2 separate regions of the Homo sapiens genome follow, and region 1 is linked to region 2. A link is a loop called in an ENCODE intact Hi-C map of the cell type or tissue named here. Cell type or tissue: mammary epithelial cell. All regions are shown on one strand.

Region 1 (8,000 bases), 80 kb before region 2:
TCTTAGCCAATAAAATTGCATGTATAATTGAGTGTTGTGACTTGTGAAAGTCATTTTTTATGGCCTTTAAACTATATTCATGGTATCCCTAGAACAATACTTCTTTCAGACTAGATATGCATGAATCAGCAAAGTAGACAAGGTAGGATATTAAGTAAGTTTAAAAATAAATGTAAGGCTAGAGGGAAAATATTTCTCTTCCCACAGAATTAGTGACCTTTACAGTCATCATCTCCATCTATTTGCACCTATCCTTCACCCCACTTTTGCCTAAGGTGTCTTCATTTGATCTTTGTTGTACGTGCTACTCAAAGCCCTCAGATGATGACAATAATCAAGACAAATGAGAGAAAATCTGAAGCCATAGTGGGCTCTTACTGTCCCTCCACCTGTGTGAAGAAAAGAAATGTGGTTGAAAATGTTCTATTAGTCTTTCATATTTTCTTTTCTTTAAAACCCACCCCACTCCCTTCCTGGGAATTCATTTGTCGGAAAAATACTGTATCTTCTAAGTTATTGTTTTTAGATAAACTGTTTTTTTTTTAATACAGCTATTAAAAAGAAATTCCGGCCGGGCGCGGTGGCTCACGCCTGTAATCCCAGCACTTTGGGAGGCCGAGGCGGGCGGATCGCGAGGTCAGGAGATCGAGACCATCCCGGCTGAAACGGTGAAACCCCGTCTCTACTAAAAATACAAAAAATTAGCCGGGCGTAGTGGCGGGCGCCTGTAGTCCCAGCTACTCGGGAGGCTGAGGCAGGAGAATGGCGTGAACCCGGGAGGCGGAGCTTGCAGTGAGCCGAGATCCCGCCACTGCGCTCCAGCCTGGGCGACAGAGCGAGACTCCGTCTCAAAAAAAAAAAAAAAAAAAAGAAATTCCACTCCCCTTCTATCCTAGAGAAATGATTGTTGAATTTGAGTAGTCACACTGGGTACATTTAAATGGAGGCTTCCAATTCAAAATATTGTTTTTCTTCAAAACATATTAAAATTACTTGCTACAGACTATATGTTATAAAAGAAAAGTTAATCAATAAAAATGGCCCCTTTCATTTCAAAGCAAAGCTTGCTATTCTGGAAAAAAACCTCTCAGTGAGAAGTAACACACTGCCAAATGGAAAGCATGAGAATCATTATTGTCATTTTACCATCTCTCCACTCTTAAAGATTCTCTGAAACAACAGGCAAACCTCATTTACTTTTGTATCTGTGTCCACAGAACTATGGGGAAGAACTAAACTCAACTACAGTCTGTTCTTTGCCTTATGTAAGCTGTTTTACTCCCATCATAATCACCGATAGTGACCCTCTTTCCCATCTGTTGATTTTTTTTTTTCCTTTGCTGAAACAGTGCTTTGGTTTCAAAAATACAGATCTCAAAATCATTAACCTAGAAAGAACCTGGCCTTCATTCACTTCGTTTATGAGATGTTAAAGCAGTCTCAAGGGTTTGCTAAAATAAACTAACGGGCTGTAGAGGAGAACAACACACCATCTGGCCAAGGCAGTGAGGCTGAGAATGCATAGCCTAGGTAATTACTTTAGGTGAATCTATTACAACACATGGAAATGACAGAAAGCTTGGATATTTTCTTTCTTTGCCCTGTGAATCTTCCTATGGTCTTAACGATGGAACAGTCAGCTGGAACAAAGAGGAATCCAGGGATAATGTACAGAAATGATAGTATGAGTGATGGGACCACTAGTAAGAGACATCAATGACTTACAATTCCACTAGACCTCTGCTGTTCAATGAAGACGGAAATTTTCTGTTTATGGAAAAGACTCACGGAAAGAACTTTGTGTAAATATGCCTATATACATTGAATTACTCAGTACACTAAAGAATCCAGTTAATGTAAAAGGAAAACTGTATTGGAATAGATTTATGCCCCATTAATTTAGATTTTATAAACATGGATACCTTAACTGCCTCTGAGATCTCTTCAGAAAGAACTTTCCTTGACTCAGACCTACGTTTCAATTAAAAAATACCTCTTGAGGCAAACCTGCTTATAAATGGGCCACCTGATCTCCATCTTTCAGAATTAGGACATATCTCTATCCATACTACCTCCATCTTCTATTTCCCCCCACTTATCAGCCCACTGTGACAGAGCTTCTGCCCCAGTCATTCTACGCAAATAATTGCTTCCTGTTTGCCAAATACACAGTCAGGCAATGTTACTTCATACTACTTGACTTCTCAGGATCTTCCAACGCAATCATCTCCTCCTTCTCAGGTATTCTCTTATGTTTGCTTTCAGGGTGCTGTACCTTTCTGTAACAGCTTTTCCAGGCATTTCCCCCCTTTCCATCCCCTAAATATCGATTTTCACAGAACTCAGTTTATAGGCCCTCTCTGCACTCTCACTAGGTAATCATCTTTTCTGGTGACATTAGAAACCATCATTATACAACATTGAAGAGGTTAAGTAAATACCCTAGGGTCCTGAACTGAAAAGGGAAACAGCAGGATGAAGGTGTGATGCATCCTCTAGCTGTAGCCACTGACAAGACCTAGCACCAGAGATCAACCCAAAATCAACGAGTAGCCAGATTGTATTTAATACAATACCATTTTTCTTTCTTTAAATACCATTTTTCTACTAAAAAAAACTAGGGTTCCCAAGAGAAATGGTTGACTGTAGGTATAAGGCTGGAAATGTGTCAAAATTGTCCAGAAACTAAATTAAGAGGCTTTTTGAAACACCAAATGAAATAATAGACCTAAGCAATGATCCTCAATGGCTGCTAATGTCAGAAAAAGCAAGAAAACTACACATTTTGTGCCAATATGAATGTTTGTGACCAAAAATAATTAAATCTGAGCCTGCTAAAAATCTATAGATGTAAGTACAGTGGTTCTGCCTTATCTGTGGTTTTGCTTCCTGAGGTTTCAGTTACCTGTGGTCAACTGAGTTCTGAAAATATGGAATAGGAAATTCCAGAAATAAACAATTCATAGGTTTTAAGTTGCACATCATTCTGAGTACCGTAATGAAATCTCACACCATCCTGCTCTATCTCCATCCAGGACACAAACTGCTCCTTTGTCCAACGGATCCACACTGTAGATGCTACTTGCCTATTAGTTACTTAGTAGCCTTCTCGATTCTCAGATTGTCACAGAATCACAGTGCTTGTGTTCAAGTCAACCTTATTTTACTTTATAATGGCCCCCAAGGCATGAGAACCCTGTAGCTGATGTCTAAATGAAACCTTATCATACATATGCATGTGTAGAAAAAAAACACAGTGTCTACATGGTTCTGTACTATCTGTCATTTCAGGTATCTACTGGGGGTCTTGGAATGTATTCCCCACAGATAAGAAGGAACTACTGTACTAATTTACAGAAGGAAATGGAGAAAGAAAAAATAATGGGAAAAATAACTCTATGGTGATGCAATCAGAAAAAAATCCAGTTTGTAAGACTCTCTACCAGACCAAGAATTTAGTTTATCCACAAATAAATTGCGAGAGAGAGAGAGAGAGGGAAGCAAAAGCCTACAGATTAAAAGAAATGTAAGAAAAAAATTAACTATAATGTAAGCACTTTATTCCAACCCTGATTCAAAAACAATCTGTAACTAATAATTTATGAATAGTTAAGGGAATTGTGACACTGACAGAATATATAATATTAAATAATTGTTACTTTAGTTGTTATAATGATATTGTGACTATATTTTTATAGAGTGCTCAACTTTTAGAAATCCATACAGACTTACGATGCAAATTATATATCCAGGAGTTTATTCAAAATAATCTAGTAGTGTCAGCAGCAGTGGTGGGGAAGAGGGGATAGGGAATGGAGGGTGTAGTTAAAACAAGACTGGCCATAAATGAATAATTATTTAAACTGGGTGAAGGGCACATTGTATTGGTGTCTTTTGTGTGCCTTTTAATCTATAAAAAAAGTTTTTTAAAAGACCATATGCTCATGTTAACTGAACTTGTATAATTAGTCCTGCTCTCCTCTGACCACAGAAGTTGTATATGCTTATACCTTGACATCTCAGTATCACTGGTTTATAGAAATCTCAAACTTACTATATGCAAAACGCAACCCAAATTCTCCAAGGTCCACTAAAATAACAAGAGCAATAAAACCTGTGTTTGTGTGTGTGTGCAGAACATACAGGTCTATGACATAGATATATGGGTGTCATGGTGGTTTGCTGCACCTATTGACCCATACTATAAGTTCCCTCGCGTCACTCTCCACTCCCCCCCACCAACAGACCCTGGTGTGTGTCATTCTCCTCTCTGTGTCCATGTGTTCTCATTGTTCAACTCCCACTTATGATTGAGAACATCCAGTGTTTGGTTTCCAGTTCCTGTATTAGTTTGCTGAGGATGATGGCTTCCAGCTTCATTCATGTTCCTGCAAAGGACATTATTGCATTACTTTTTATGGCTGCATAGTATTCCATGGTGTATATGTACCATATTTTCTTTATCCAGTCTAACATCGATGGGCATTTGGGTTGGTTCCATGTCTGCTCTTGTAAATAGTGCTGCAATAAACATACGTGTACATGTGTCTTTATAGTAGAATGATTTATATTCCTTTGGGTATATACCCAGTAATGTGATTGCTGAGTCAAATGTTATTTCTGGTTCAAGATCCTTGAAGAATCTCCATACTGCCTTCCACAGTGGTTGGACTAATTTATATTCCCACCAGCAGTGTAAACGCATTCCTATTTCTCCACATCCTCACAAGCATCTATTGTTTCCTGACTTTTTAATAATCGCCATTCTGACTGGCATGAAAGGGTATCTCATTGTGGTCTTTATTTGCATTTCTCTGATGATCAGTGATGTTTAGCAATTTTAAATATGTTTGTTGGCTGCATAAATGTCTTCTTTTGAGGAGTGTCTCTTCATATCCTTTGCCCATTTTTTGATGGGGTTTTTTCTTGTAAATTTATTTAAGTTCCTTTTAAATTCTGGATATTAGACCTTTGTCAGATGGGTGGTAATATGGTTTGGCTGTGTCCCCACTGAAATCTCAACTTGAATTTTATCTCCCAGAATTCCCACATGTTGTTGGAGGGACCCAGGGGGAGGTAATTGAATCATGGGGGGTCAGTCTTTCCTGTGCTATTCTTGTGATAGTGAATAAGTCTCACAAGATCTGATAGGTTTATTAGGGGTTTCTGCTGTTGCTTCTTCCGCATTTTCTCTCACTACTGCCACGTAAGAAGTGCCTTTCACCTACTGCCATGATTCTGAGGCCTACTCAGCCATGTGGAGCTGTAAGTCCAATTAAACCTCTTTTTCTTCCAAGTCTTGGGTATGTCTTGAATATGGACTTATACAGTATATTTGTACCAGGAAAGTGGGGTGCTGCTGAAAATATTCCTGAAAATGTGGAAGCAACTTTGGAACTGAATAAAATGTTTGGAACAGAATAAGAGGTTGGAACAGTTTGGAGTGCTCAGAAGAAGACAGGAAAATGTGGGAAAGTTCGGAACTTCCTAGAAACTTGTTGAATGGCTTTGAACAAAATGCTGATGGTGATATGGACAATGAAATCCAGTTGGTCTCAGATGGAGCTGAGGAACTTGTTGGGAACTGGAACAAAGATGACTCATGGTATGTTTTAGCAAAGACACTAGTGGCATTTTTCCTCTGCCCCTAGTGATTTGTGGAACTTTGAACTTGAGAGAGATGATTTAGGGTATCTGGTGGAAGAAATTTCTAAGCAGCAAAGCATCCAAGAGGTGACTTGGGTGCTGTTAAAGGATAAGGGAAGGAGAGAATAAAAGTTTGAAAAATTTGCAGCCTGACTATGTGATAGAAAAGAAAAACCCATTTTCTGGGGAGAAATTCAAGCTAGATGCAGAAATTTGCACAAGTAGCAAAGAGCCTAATGTTCATCCCCAAGACCATGGGGAAAATGTCTCCAAGCCATGTCAGAGACCTTCATGGCAACCCCGCTCATCACAGGCCCAGAGGCCCAGGAGGAAAAAGTGGTTTCGTAGGCTGGGCCCATGGTCCCCGTGCTGTGTGCAGCCTTAGGGACTTGGTGCTCTGTGTCCCAGCTGCTCCAGCCTTGGCTGAAAGTGGCCAATGTATAGCTCGAGCTGTGGCTTTAGAGGGTGGAAGCCCTAAGCCTTGGCATCTTCCAATGCTATTGAGCCTGTGGGTACACAGAAGTCAAGAATTGAGGTTTGGGAACCTCCACCTAGATTTCAGAAGATATATGGAAACGCCTGGATGCCCATACAAAAGTTTGCTGCAGGGCTGGGGCCCTCATGGAGATTCTCTGCTAGGGCAGTGTGGAAGGGAAATGAGGGGTTGGAGCCCCAACACAGAGTCCCTTCTGGGGCACTACCTAGTGGAACTGTGAGAAGAAGGTCACAGTCCTCCAAACCCCAGAATGGTAGATCCACCGACAGCTTGGACTGTGCACCTGGAAAAGCCACACACACTCAAAAGCCAGCCCATGAAAGCAGCCAGGAGGGAGGCTATACCCTGCAAAGCCACAGGGGCAGAGCTGTCCAAGACAATGGGAACCCACATTTTGCATCAGCGTGACCTGGATGTGAGACCTGGAGTCAAAGGAGATTATTTTGGAGCTTTAAAGTTTGACTGTCCCATGGGGTTTCAGACTTGCATGGGGCCTGTAGCCCCTTTGTTTTGGCCAAACTCTCCCATTTGGAATGGCTATATTTACCAAATACCTGTTATCCCATTGTATCTAGCTTGCTTTTGATTCTACAGGCTTATAGGTGAAAAGGACTTGCCTTGTCTCAGATGAGAATTTGGACTGTGGACTTTTGGGTTAATGCTGAAATAAGTCTTTGAGGGACTGTTGGGAAGGCATGATTGGTTTTGAAATGTGAGGACTTGAGATTTGGAGGGGTCAGGGGTGGAATGATATGGTTTGGCTGTGTCCCCACCAAAATCTCAACTTATATTGTATCTCCCTGAATTAGCACCTGTTGTGGGAGGGACCCAGGGGGAGGTAATTGAATCATGGGGTCCCATCTTTCCTGTGCTATTCTCGTGACAGTGAATAAGTCTTACGAGATCTGATAGGCTTATCGGGGGTTTCCACTTTTGCTTCTTCCCGATTTTCTCTTGCTGCCACCAAATAAGAAGGCCTTTTACCTCCAGCCATGATTCTGAGGCCTTCTCAGACATGTGGAACTGTAAGTAAGTCCAATTAAACCTCTTTTTCTTCCCAGTCTCAAGTGTGTCTTGAAAATGTACTAATACAGGTAGATTACAAAAATGTTCTCCCATTTGGTAAGTTGCCTGTTCACGCTGATGATGTTTCTTTTGCCGTGCAGAAGCTCTTTAGTTTAATTAGATCCCATTTGTCAAGTTTGGCTTTTGTTGCTTTTGGCATTTTGTCAGGAAGTCTTTGTCCATGCCTATGTCCTGAATGGTGTTGCCTAAGTTTTCTTCTAGAGTTTTTATGGTTTTGGGTTTTACATTTAAGTCTTTAATCCATCTTGAGTTAATTTTTGTATAAGGTATAAGGAAGGGGTCCAGTTTCAGTTTTCTGCATATGGCTAGCCAGTTTTCCCAGCACCATTTGCTGAGTTGAAGATCCTTTCCCCATTGCTTGTTTTTGTCAGAATAAAACCTGTTTTTTTCCTAGTCTCTCCCCACTCGTACTTTTTGCAGCATACACTCAGTTGCTGTGTGTCATCCTTAATTCTTCCCTCTTCCAAGCCTCTCCACCCAATCCAACATCATGATTGTTAGCTCCCCCATCAGCAATCATTAAAATAAGACCAAATCCATCTCTTCTGCCCCTTTATAATCTAGGCTACCATCATCTCTCGCATAGACTACTGCCATAGCCTATTAATTCATCTCTCTTTTCTATGCTGGCCTTAAATATAATCATTTTCCACATAACAGACATAATGATACTTTAAAAGTGTGAATTGGATCATGCTTAAAATCTCTTAATTGCTTCCCATTACATTTAGAATAATCTCTAAATGTACCCTGTCCTCCAAGGCCATACTTA
Region 2 (8,000 bases):
ATATGTGGGCATTTACTTCCACACTATTCTGTTTCTTTTATCTATGTGTGTCTATTCTTCCACTGATAACACATTGTCTTGGTTATTGTAGCTTTTTAGTAAGTTTTGAGATTAGAGAATGTGAATCATCTTTAACTTTTTCAGCATTGATTTGGCTATGCTATTTCCTTGGCATTTTCATATACAGTACATTTTAGAATAAGCTTATCAATTGTTTAGAGTTATGTCACATCTTATACCAATTTGGAAATAAGTGACATCTTAAAAATATTGAGTATTTCATAAAATACTGGCAAACAGAATCCAGCAGCACGTCAAAACGCTTATCCACCATGATCAAGTCGGTTTCATCCCTGGGAGGCAAGGCTGATTCAACATATGCAAATCAATAAACATAATCCATCACATAAACAGAACCAATGGCAAAAACCACATGATTATCTCATAGATGCAGAAAAGGCCTTCGGTAAAATTCAACACCCCTTCATGCTAAAAACTCTCAATAAACTAGGTATTGATTGAACATATCTCAAAATAATAAGAACTATTTATGACAAACCCATAGCCGATATCATACTGAATGTGCAAAAGCTGGAAGCATTCCCTTTGAAAATCAGTATAAGACAAGGATGCCCTCTTTCACCACTTCTATTCAAAATAGTATTCAAAGTTCTGGCCACAGAAAGAAATAGGCAATCAGGCAACAGAAAGAAATAAAGGGCATTCAAATAGGAAGACAGGAAGTCAAATTGTTTTTGTTTGCAGATGACATTGTTATATATTTAGAAAACCCCATTGTCTCAGCTCAACAACACCTTAAGCTGATAAGCAACTTAAGCAAAGTCTCAGGGTACAAAATCAATGTGCAAAAATCACAAGGATTCCTATACACCAATAATAGACCAGCAGACAGCCAAATCATGAGTGAACTCCCATTCACAATTGCTACAAAGAGAATAAAATATTTAAGAATACAACTTAACAAGGGACGAGAAGGACGTCCTCTAGGAGAACTACAAACCACTGCTCCAGGAAATAAGAGATGACACAAACAAATGGAAAAACATTTCATGCTGATGGATAGGAAGAATCAATATCATGAAAATGGCCATACTGCCCAAAGTAATTTATAGATTCAATGCTATTCCCATCAAACTACCATTGACTTTCTTCATAAAACTAGAAAAAACTACTTTAAATTTCATATGGAAGCAAAAAAGAGCCCGTATACCCAAGACAATCCTAATCAAAAAGAACAAAGCTGGAGGTATCACAATACCTGACTTCAGACTATACTACAAGACTACAGTAACCAAAACAGCATGGTACTGGTACCAAAACAGATATATAGGCCAATGGAACAGAACAGAGACCAGAGAAATAATACCACACATCTACAACCATCTGATCTTTGACAAACCTGACAAAAACAAGCAATGAGGAAAGGATTCCCTATTTTATAAATGGTGCTGGGAAAACTAGCTAGCCTTATGCAGAAAACAGAAACTGGACTGCTTCCTTATATCTTTTACAAAAATTAACTCAAGATGAATTAAGACTTAAATGTCTTTAATAAAACCGTAAAAACCCTAGAAGAAAACCTAGGCAATACCATTCAGCACACAGGCATGGGCAAAGACTTCATGATTAAAACACCAAAAGCAATTGCAACAAAAGCCAAAATTGACAAATGGGATCTAATTAAACTCAACAGCTTCTGCACAGCAAAAGAAACTGTCATCAGAGTGAACAGGCAACCTACAGAATGGGAGAAAATGTTTGCAATCTATCCATCTGACAAAGGTCCAATATCCAGAATCTACAAGGAACTTAAACAAATTTACAAGAAAAAACAAACAATCCCATCAAAAAGTGGGTGAAGGAAATGAACAGACACATCTCAAAAGATGACGTTTATGTGGCCAACAAACATATGAAGAAAAGCTCATCATTACTGATCATTAGAGAAATGAAAATCAAAACCACAGTGAGATACCATTTCAAGCCAGTTAGAATGGCGATTATTAAAAAGGAAACAACAGATGCTGGTAAGGATATAGAAAAATAGGAATGCGTTTACACTGTTGGTGGGAGTTTAAATTAGTTCAACCATTGTGGAAGACAGTGTGGCGATTCCTCCAGGATGTAGAACCAGAAATACCATCTGACCCAGCAAACCCATTACTGGGTATATACCCAAAGGATTATATATCATTCTACTATAAAGACGCACGCACATGTATGTTTATTGCAGGACTACGTACAATAACAAAGACTTGGAACCAACCCAAATGCCCATCAATGATAGACTGGATAAAGACAATGTGGCACATATACATCATGGAATACTATGCAGCCATAAAAAAGAATGAGTTCATGTCCTTTGCAGGGACATGGATTAAGCTGGAAGCCATCATTCTCAGCAAACTAACACAGAACAGAAAACCAAACACTACATGTTCTCACTCATAAGTGGGAGTTGAACAATGAGAACACATGAACACAGAGAGGGAACATCACATACCAGGGCCTGTCAGGGCACGGAGGAGCAAGGCGAGGGAGACCATTAGGACAAATACCTAATGCATGTGGGTTCAAACTTAGATGACAGGTTGATAGGTGCAGCAAACCACCATGGCACGTGTATACCTATGTAACAAACCTGCATGTTCTGGACATGAATCCTAGAACTTAAAGTAAAACTCAAAATAAATAAAATAAAATAGAAAAAAAAATTAAAAATTTAAGTATTTCAATCCCTGAACACTTTTCATCTCTCCAGTTGTTTAGGTCTTATTTGATTTCTGTCATCACTGTTTTGAAATTTTAAGCATACACATTTTGCACATATTTTTAAATATATGTTAAGTATTCTTATTTGTGATATTTTAAATGGTGTTTTTAAAATTTTAATTTTCAGTTGTTGTTAGTGTATATAATAATTTATTTTTGAATATTAAACTTGTATCCTTGGCCTTGCTAACCTCATCTATTAGTTCTAGGAGTCTTTTGTAGATTCTCTGGATTACTTATATATACAATTATGTTGTTGGCAAAGAGAGATCATTTTCTTTTTTCCTTTCCCATTTGCCTATCTTTCATTTTTTGTGTGTTTTGTTTTGTTTTGTTTTATATTTTGCCTATTACACCGGCCAAACTCTCCAGTGTTGTGCTAAATAAGAGTGGTGAGAATGGACTTTCTTGCCTTGTTCCAAAATTTTGGCAGAAAGCATTCAGTCATTCAGCAGAAAGTATCAAGTTAGATGTAAGTTCTTTGTCAATGTTCTATATTAAAGTGAGGATGTTACCTTTAATTCAAGTTTGCTGAGAGGTTTTCTTTTTAAATTATAAGTGGATATTAATTTTTTTTAGTCCAGGCGCACTGGCTCATGCCTGTAATTCCAGTTCTTTGGGAGGCTGAGGTGGGTGGATCACCTGAGGTCAGGAGTTCGAGACCAGACTGGCCAACATGTTGATACCCCATCTTTACTAAAAATACAAAAATTAGCCGGGCATGGTGGTGGGTGCCTGTAATCCCAGCTACTTGGGAGGCTGAGGCAGAAGAATTGCTTGAACCTGAGAGGCAGAGGTTGCAGTGAGCCGAGGTAATGCCACTTTACTCCATCCTGGGCAACCAAGTGAGATGAGACTCCATCTCAAAAAAAAAAAAAAAAATATTTTCAGATGCTTCTTCTGCATTTATTTTGAAGATTATTTGGTTTTACTTCTTTAGTACACTGACATGGTGAATTACTTTAATTTTCAAATGTCAAACAAAACTTTCCATTTTTCCAATAGACCCCCTTGGTTCATTCATTCATTTAATTGTATAAATTTAAGATGTCAACATGTTTTATTATATGAAGTGAAATGATTACTACAGTCAGGCAAATTAATATATTAATAACCTCACATAGTTGCTTTTTTGTGTCAAGAACATCTAAAGTCTATTTTCTTTGCAAATTTTCTGTGTACCATATAATACTAACTATAGTCCTCATGCTCTACATTAGATCTCCAGACTTATTCACCTTATATAACTGCAAGTTTATACTCTTTGACCTATATCCCTCCATTTCCTCCTCTGCCCTCACACTGCTAACCACTGTTCTACTTTCTGTTTCAATGTATTTGACTTATTTTAGATACCACATACAAGTGAGATCCTACAATATTTTTATCTCTGTCTGAAAGGTCTTTACATAATGACTAAAGGGTCAATTCAACAAAAAGATATAACTGTAAGTATATGTGCACCCAATGGCAGACTGACTAGCTATATAAAGCAAATATGGACTGATCTGAAAGGAGAAATTGACAGAAATACAATAGCAGTAGGAGACTTCGATGCTCTACTCTCGGTAATGATAGAACAGTGAAACAGAAAATCAATAAAGAGTTGACATGAACAACACTGTAGATTAAATGGATTTAATAGACATATACAAAACTTTTCACCCAACAGCAGAAGAATGTGTATTCTTCTTCAGTGCACACAGAACATTCTCCAGGATAGATCATATGTTAGGTCACAAAACAAGTCTTAACACATTTAATAGGTTTGAAATCATACCAAGTATCTTTTCCAACCACAATGGAATGAAACCAGAAATCAACAGCAGGAGAATAGGAAAACTCCCAAATATGTGGAAACTAAATGACACATTCCTGAAAAACCACGGGTCAAAAAGAAAATCAAAAGAGACTTTTAAAAACCTCAAGATAAAAACAAAAACACAGCTTACCAATACTTACAGGGTGCAGCAACAACAGTACTAAGAGGAAGTTTATGATAAAAAAAATCTACACTAAAAAGAGAACAAAGATCTTAATTAAGCAACATATATAAAAGAACTAGAAAAAACTAAATTCAAAGTTAGCAGGAGGAAAGAAATAATAAAAACTGAAGCAAAAGCAAATCAAATAGAGAATTGAAAAAGTATTTAAAAATCAACAAAACTGAGTTGATTTTTGAATAAACAAAATTGAGAAACCCTTAGCAGGACTAAGAAAAAGAGAGAAGACTCTAATAAGTAGCCAGAAATTAGTGATATTGCAATGGAAGCCTCAGAAATAAACATAATCATAAAAGACTATACCAACAACAAATGGCATGTAACACAGAAGAAATGAATAATTTCTTAAAACATAAAACTTACAGAGTAGAAAAACCAATGAACTCAAACCATTTTTTTCCTCTGCTCTTACAATACAACAATAAGCAATACAGAAGCTTTCTGTGACCAAAGGTTTGGGGATTTCTTCCCATACACCAAGCAAGAAAGCAGGTCTGCAATGGGCACCAGCTGAATGTCCTCCAGTTCAGTTCTGACACTGTCTATCTGGAGAGAGTATCAGATCCCACAGGAAGAGGGCTTGGTCCCTCAAGAACCACCACCCTCCCAACCCCGCACTTTCCCATCAATTTCAAGTCTGGGCCTCTGGGACTTCTGATGACTGATTTCAAGTTGGGGTTCCCACAATCTCTTCTCTCAGTTCAATTAATTTGCTAGAGCAGCTAGCAGAAATCAAACATGTACTTATGTTTACCAGTTTATTATAAAGGATATTACAAATAAACAGCCAGATGATGAGATACATAGGGTAAGGTCTGGAAGTGTCCTGAGCACAGAAACTTCTGTCCCTGTGGAGTTGTGGTGCACCACCCTCCTGGCATGTGGATGAGTTTTTGTTCACATTCCTGAAAGCCTCTGCATGTGCAGCTATCCGGAAGCCCTCCCACCCCAACCCTGTCCTTTTGGGTTTTTATGAAGGCTTCATTATGTAGGCATGATTGACTAAATCATTGACCACTGATGATCAACTTAATTTTCAGGCCCTCTGCCCTCGCTGGAGGCTGGGAGGTATAGTTCAAAGTCCAAATCCTCTAATCATGCCTTGGTCTTTCTGGTGACCAGCCCCATCCTGAAGCTACCTGGAGGCTGCCAGCCATTAGTTAATCATAAGTGTACAAAAAGACATCTCTTTGGAGATTCTAAGGATTTTAGGAAAAGAGTATATTGTATGCCAGGAAATGAGATTGAAGACCAAAAATATACTTCACAACATCACATCTACCAAGACTGAATCAAGAAGAAATAGGAAGCCTGAGCAGATAAATAACAAATGAAGACTGAAGTAGTTATCCAAAACCTCCCAACAAAGAAAACCTAGAACCAGATCAGATGACTTCATGACTGAATTCTACCAAACACTCGAAGAATCAATACCAAGCTTTCCAATCCTCTTCTCTTCCCGAAAAATAGAAGTAGAGGGAATATTTTCAAACTCATTTTATGAAGCCTGCATCAGCCTGACATCAAAGCCAGACAAAGATGCCACAGGGAAAGAAAACTACGGGCCAATATCTCTGATGAACATAGATGCAAAAATCCTCAATAAAATACTAGCAAACCAAATTCAACAATGCCCCATGACCAAGTGAGATTTATTCCTGGAATGCAAGGTTGGTTTAACATATTCAAATCAAACGAGGTGATATACCACATGAACAGAATTAAAGATAAAAACCACATGATCATCTCAATAGATGGAGAGAAAATATTTGATGAAGTTTAACTTCTTTTGTGATTAAAAACTCTCAACAAAATAAGTATAGAGAAAATTTCCTCACTATAATAAAGGTCTTTTTATATATTACTGTATTAGATTTACTATGTTGAAGATTTGTGTCTATTTTCATAAATAAGGTTTGTAAGTAAGTTTTTTTTTGGAATGTCCAGATTTATTGTCAAGATAATTTTGATTTTAAAAAATATGAGTCCTAAAGTGATTTCTTCTATTTTATGTCCTTAAGGAATTTTTGGCCAGGTACAGTGGTTCAAACCTATAATCCCAACACTTTGGGAGGCTGAGGCAGGAAGACTGCTTGAGCCCAGAAGTTTGAAAACAGCCTGGGAAACATGGTGAGACCCCAATCTCTACAAAAAATTAACAAAATTAGTCAGGCATGGTGGCACACACCTGTGGTCCGCTGCTTGGGAGGCTGAGGCAGGAGGATCCCTTAAGTGAACAAACATTCAAACTTTATCACATTTATATGATTTTTCTTTTTGTTTTCTGCTTTGAATTTTGTTTCCTCTGTAATATTTATTATTACATTTCATTTTCTTTGAGTTTACCTTTTTTTTTTTTTTAGTTTCTTAATGTGAAGACGTAGGTCATTGATTTGAGATCATTCTTCTCATAAGCTTTCATAAAACATAAGCCATATATTAACTGTCTTTCACAAATTGTTACTGTTTTTGTCTTATTCATTTTTTCTTTTTTTCCTAATTTTCATTGTTACATTTTGTCTATGATTATTTAGAAGTCTGTGTGTTATCTCCAAATATTTGATAATTTTTAATATATTTTTTCTTACTGATTGTCAATTTAATTTTACTGTGGCCAGAGGGCATATTTTGTGGAATTTCCATTTTTAAAACATTTGATAACCTTATCTGTGGCCCAGAATATGGTCAATTTTGGTGGATGTTCCATGTGCATTTGAAAGGAATGTACATTCTGCTGTTAGGTGAAATGTTTCATAAATATCAATTAAATCAAGTTAGATGATGTATTGTTCAGGTATTTTTTAAATCCTTACTGCTTGTCTGTGGACTTGGTCTAATGATTACTAAGAAAGGAGTGTTATTGCCAGTGAAGTCTGTCAATTTGTTTGTTTTTCTTTTTAGTTCTATCAGTTTTGTTTCATGTATTTGCAGCTTTGTTGCTTTGTGCATGCATGTCTGGGATTTAACCACTTAATCTTTATGTACTGTCTCTCTTTATCCCTAATATTGTTTTAAAGTCTATTTTATCTGATATTAATATAGCCACTCCAGCTTTTATTAGTGGTTGTGCCATACATATGCTTATTTTCTCGTATCTGACTTTAAAGTCAATCTTTGTGGATAGCGTATAATTGGATCTTACTTTGTAAATCTAATCAGAGTTTCCGTCTTAATTGGTGTTTAGACTCCCTACATTTCATGTAA

The links. Hi-C counts contacts between places; a loop is a spot of excess contacts. Peaks named below come from ENCODE experiments on the same cell type or tissue, not always from the same donor. Only the 100,000 strongest peaks of a DNase experiment are listed, where the experiment ranks them.
Region 1: a loop joins it to region 2, with 24 times the contacts of the local background. A loop is called at or near these places in 1 of 110 quality-filtered maps.

Annotation. Positions count from the first base shown.
Region 1 is chr5:125,451,821-125,459,820 of GRCh38, forward strand. No RefSeq gene overlaps it. Among named protein-coding and RNA genes, the nearest start is that of LINC02240, 37 kb to the right of the region's middle. In mammary epithelial cell, no CTCF peak of the experiment used is centred here; a DNase peak (open chromatin) is centred at 11.
Region 2 is chr5:125,532,198-125,540,197 of GRCh38, forward strand. The region is part of intron 3 of LINC02240 (long intergenic non-protein coding RNA 2240); the gene reads left to right. The region is part of intron 8 of LOC124901056 (a long non-coding RNA gene); the gene reads right to left. Among named protein-coding and RNA genes, the nearest start is that of LINC02240, 43 kb to the left of the region's middle. In mammary epithelial cell, no CTCF peak of the experiment used is centred here; a DNase peak (open chromatin) is centred at 4,584; H3K27ac peaks cover 1,310 bases.